Linked DNA regions of Homo sapiens: region 2 is linked to region 1. The links are chromatin loops, found by intact Hi-C in ENCODE. Cell type or tissue: heart left ventricle. All regions are shown on one strand.

The links. Hi-C counts contacts between places; a loop is a spot of excess contacts. Peaks named below come from ENCODE experiments on the same cell type or tissue, not always from the same donor. Only the 100,000 strongest peaks of a DNase experiment are listed, where the experiment ranks them.
Region 2: a loop joins it to region 1, with 25 times the contacts of the local background. A loop is called at or near these places in 3 of 110 quality-filtered maps.

The regions. Positions count from the first base shown.
Region 1 is chr20:29,496,686-29,499,185 of GRCh38, reverse strand. It overlaps the pseudogene FRG1EP. Among named protein-coding and RNA genes, the nearest start is that of FAM242B, 51 kb to the left of the region's middle. In heart left ventricle, no CTCF peak of the experiment used is centred here; DNase peaks (open chromatin) are centred at 1,265, 1,625 and 2,205; H3K4me3 peaks cover 841 bases; H3K27me3 peaks cover 410 bases.
Region 2 is chr20:29,078,602-29,081,101 of GRCh38, reverse strand. It overlaps the pseudogene FRG1DP. Among named protein-coding and RNA genes, the nearest start is that of FAM242B, 470 kb to the left of the region's middle. In heart left ventricle, no CTCF peak of the experiment used is centred here; DNase peaks (open chromatin) are centred at 531 and 1,081; H3K4me3 peaks cover 1,067 bases.

The DNA.
Region 1 (2,500 bases):
TTGGTTTCATTTTTATTTTTTGTAAGTTTTCGCCAAACTCTAGGCATATATAGAGGCTGGGCAAGAAAGAAAGAAACCCAGAAATATGGCATATGCGATCCCTTATTTATTTCCCCATGCGACCAGCCAACAGCTTCTTCACCTAGTCCCTGCTTCAAGCTGACTTTCTGTCTACTTCTCTATCGGAAATGGAGTTTCCCTAAAGACCGCCTCAATGTCAGTTACCCACAGGCCATTTTTCCATCTTGTGCTCCTAAACTTCTATGATATTAAATGATATTACCCTTTCTGGAAATTGTCCTTAGCTTTGATTTTATAATTTTACTCTAACTTTGTTTCATTCCTTCTTTTATAGCCTTTCTTTTCTCTATCCCTTTACTGCAGACATGTTGTACGGCTTTGTTCTTGACCTTCTGATCTCTCCACATTCATTCCCTCAGAGCATGTATCCATTTTCTTGGCGTCGCCCTTCCTAACTATCTGATTATTACCATCATATAACGATGTTGGTGATGAGCATAGCTAACATATCCTAGGCATTTTCCATGTAGGTTATAATAAGCACCCTATATAATTCGTACCATTTAATTCTTCAACTCTAAATGATACTATTACTAACCACATTGTATGAGATGAGGAAACAGATTTTCATCAAAACCATGGAAAGCCAACGTGAGGAGCCCCTGTGTGTCTCCTTTGTTAATGCCTCTGGGCATCATGGCATGTGGATTGTGGTGGAATGGGGATTAGGAAGCGCAGCACTGTGAAAACACCAGAAAATATGATAGCGGGTAAGGACGCTAATCTCTGCACATTGAGATGGTTTTGTTTCTGAGTCAGGTTTGAGATGAGCCAATCCTGACTCCATGGTGCCACTGGGGATCACAAATTTAGTAAGATCTTCGTGGATGCTTGGAACCCAACTGGTCTCTGTTTTCTACTTTAGGGAAAGAGCCACAACTTGAGTGGGGTGGTTTTGGTGTCACATACGTTATCAATAATACCCACCGTTTTGGTGTCACATAAGCGATTAATAATACCCATCGCTGCGGAGGAATCACCGTGGACTACTCCTCGTTTCATCCCATGCTCTTGCGATGGATCCCTGTCACCTGTTTACTGATTTCATTCAAATTCTTCAGCGACCACAGGACTCCGATTTGCCTTCTCTATCCTGGTTCCCATCACTCTGCTTTACAGGCCTGGCCTGCTCGCGGCTCCTCACACCAGCGCTGCACGGCTCCCTCCTCGCCTCTGCCCTGTTTCCTCCAGCAGACAGGACTAGCTTCCTCCATCTCTATCGGGCAAAAGCCTGCCCAGCGTTCAAGACCCTCCTCAGATGCCGCCTCCACGATTAGGCTTCTTCCTGACCCCTGAGCCTGTAACACGCGCCACCATAACTCTCCACCTTAGCCCACATTCCCACAGCACTCGCGACGTCCGCGGCCCTCAACATGGCACTTCATTCTATTTTAGGGTATTTCCTGCTTGTTTCCTGCACACACAGTCGCGCGAGGCACAGCCCCGAGTGACCCGCGCACGAGTGGACCGCGCTTCCAGACTCGCCGCCGCAGGCCGGCGAGGGCAGCCTAAGCCGCTTCCCGCCCCCGCGGGGACCGTCACCAGCCCGCAGCTCTAGCGGGAGGCGGTTCCACAGCGAGCCCGGCAGTCCCGCCACCGTCAGCACCGGCGCCTTGGGCGAGCTTTCCCCACTTCTGGGAGGCACAAATCCTCAGGGGCTCCTCGAGAGGAAACGAGGGAGCAGATGCGTGCGGACACCTTTCGGCCCTCTGCGGCCGCGGTAGCTCCCTGGCAGAAACCCGGAAGTGGAAATCTCAGCCATTCAGCGTTTGGGTAAAGACGAAGGCGGGTTCTGGACAGACTTACGCTGTCAGGGAGTGTTTACTTTGCCTCAACTTCTTTTCCTCCCCGCCCTGGTGCTGCTCCAGGTCACACACTCGTCCTGAGCCGGCTTCAGCCTCTCCGCACAGAAGTCTCCCGGAGCCATGGCCTAGTACTCTTATGTGAAGTCTACCAAGCTTGTGCTCAAGGGAACCAAGGCGAAGAGCTGGGTCCTGCAGCTCCAGCGGGAGCCTCCTCAGTTCTTTTCGGATGCACTCCACCCCCGCGAATCCGGTGGAAGCCGTGGTGCGGAGAGCAGGCTTCGTGGCCTCCCAGGTTTCGCGGCCTCCCAGGTTTCGCCCTGACCCTGTCTGGGCTGGACGGAGGCTGGACCGCGGTTCCTGGCGCCTGTGCAGAGAGGGGCAGCCTCCCGCGCGGACGACCCTGTTAACAGGATAGATGGGCGGGTGACCCGTGGCCCCGTACCCACGAGTTTGGGTCCGCTGAGGCATCTCTCCCGGCCTCTGCCTGGTGGGTCTGCGTTTGTCTGATCTTGTAGTTCATGATAATAACTTCCTTTACTAGGGATTATTCTTTTCTCCATTGTCTCTTCCTGGAAAAATTATTGATTATTTTTTTCTAAGCTAGTATGTAGAGT
Region 2 (2,500 bases), 420 kb after region 1:
GTTCTCTAATTTAATCCTCACAGTCTTCTAAAGGTATAAAAAATGGTCTGAAAGTATAAATGTGTAAACGGAGGTTTAAAGATACTTGATCTCTTAATGAGTAAATGGAAGTTCAGACATATTAACCAATTTGCCACAAATTACAAAATTAGTAAATGACGGAGTGCAGGTTCCAGCCCATATCCCTATCAAAGCCTATATACACCTCAACCACTGTGTGATTCATCCTGGTTTCACTCTACATACTAGCTTAGAAAAAAATAATCAATAATTTTTCCAGGAAGAGACAATGGAGAAAAGAATAATCCCTAGTAAAGGAAGTTATTATCATGAACTACAAGATCAGACAAACGCAGACCCACCAGGCAGAGGCCGGGAGAGATGCCTCAGCGGACCCAAACTCATGGGTACGGGGCTACGGGTCACCCGCCCATCTATCCTGTTTCCAGTGTCGTCCACGCGGGAGGCTGCCCCTCTCTGCACAGGCGCCACGAACCGCGGCCCGGCCTCTGTCCAGCCCAGACAGGGTCAGGGCGAAACCTGGGAGGCCACGAAGCCGGCTCTCCGCACCACGGCTTCCACCGGATTCGCGGGCGTGGAGTGAATCCGAAAAGAACTGAGGAGGCTCCCGCTGGAGCTGCAGGACCCAGCTCTTCGCCTTGGTTCCCTTGAGCACAAGCTTGGTAGACTTCACAAAAGAGTACTCGGCCATGGCTCCGGGAGACTTCTACGTGGAGAGGCTGAAGCCAGCTCAGGACGAGTATGTGACCTGGAGCGGCACCAGGGCGGGGAGGAAAAGAAGTGGAGGCGAAGTAAACACTCCCTGACAGCGTCCGTCTATCCAAAACCCGCCTTCGTCTTCACCCAAACGCTGAGTGGCTGAGATTTCCACTTCCGGGTTTCTGCCAAGGAGCTACAGCGGCCGCAGAGGGCCGAAAGGTGTCCGCACGCATCTGCTCCCTGGCTCCCTCTCAAGGAGCCCCTGAGGATTTGTGCATCCCAGAGGTGGGGAAAGCCCGCCTGAGGCACTGGTGCTGACGGTGGCGGGACTGCTGGGCTCGCTGTGGAACCGCCTCCCGCTAGAGCTGCGGGCTGGCGACGGTCCCCGCGGAGGCGGGAAGCGGCTCAGGTTGCCCTCGCCGGCCTGTGGCGGCGAGTCTGGAAGCGCGGGTCACTCGGGGCTGTGCCTCACGCGACTGTGTGTGCAGGAAACAAGCAGGAAATACCCTAAAATAGAATGAAGCTCCATGTTTAGGGCCGCGGATGTCGCGAGTGCTGTGGGAATGTGGGCTAAGGTGGAGAGTTATGGTGGCGCGTGTTACAGGCTCAGGGGTCAGGAAGAAGCCTAATCGTGGAGGCGGCATCTGAGGAGGGTCTTGAACGCTGGGCAGGCTTTTGCCCCATAGAGATGGAGGAAGCTAGTCCTGTCTGCTGGAGGAAACAGGGCAGAGGCAAGAAGGGAGACGTGCAGCGCTGGTGTGAGGAGCCACGAGCAGGCCAGGCCTGTAAAGCAGAGTGATGGGAACCAAGATAGAGAAGGCAAATCGGGGTCCTGTGGTCGCTGAATAATTTGAATGAAATCAGTAAACAGGTGACAGGGATCCATCGCAAGAGCATGGGATGAAACGAGGAGTAGTCCACGGTGATTCCTCCGCAGCGGTGGGTATTAATAATCGCGTATGTGACACCAAAACGGTGGGTATTATTGATAGCGTATGTGACACCAAAACCACCCCACTCAAGTTGTGGCTCTTTCCCTAAAGTAGAAAACAGAAACCAGTTGGGTTCCAAGCATCCATGAAGATCTTACTAAATTCCTGATCCCTGATGGCACCATGGAGTCAGGATTGACTCATCTCAAACCTGACTCAGAAACAAAACCATCTCAATGTGCAGAGATGAGCGTCCTTACCTGCTATCATATTTTCTGGTGTTTTCACAGTGCTGCGCTTCCTAATCCCCATTCCACCGCAATCCACATGCCATGATGCTCAGAGGCATTAACAAAGGAGACACACAGGGGCTCCTCACGTTGGCTTTCCATGGTTTTGATGAAAATCTCAGTTTCCTCATCTCATACAATGTGGTTAGTAATAGTATCATTTAGGGTTGAAGAATTAAATGGTACGAATTATATAGGGTGCTTATTATAACCTACATGGAAAATGCCTAGGATATGTTAGCTATGCTCATCACCAACATCGTTATATGGTGGTAATAATCAGATAGTTAGGAAGCGCGACGCGAAGAAAATGGATACATCCTGTTGGGAATGAACGTAGAGAGATCAGAAGGTCAAGAACAAAGCCATACAACATGTCTGCAGTAAAGGGATAGAGAAAAGAAAGGCTATAAAAGAAGGAATGAAACAAAGTTAGAGTAAAATTATAAAATCAAAGTTAAGGACAATTTCCAGAAAGGGTAATATCATTTAATATCATAGAAGTTTAGGAGCACAAGATGGAAAAATGGCCTGTGGGTAACCGACATTGAGGTAGTC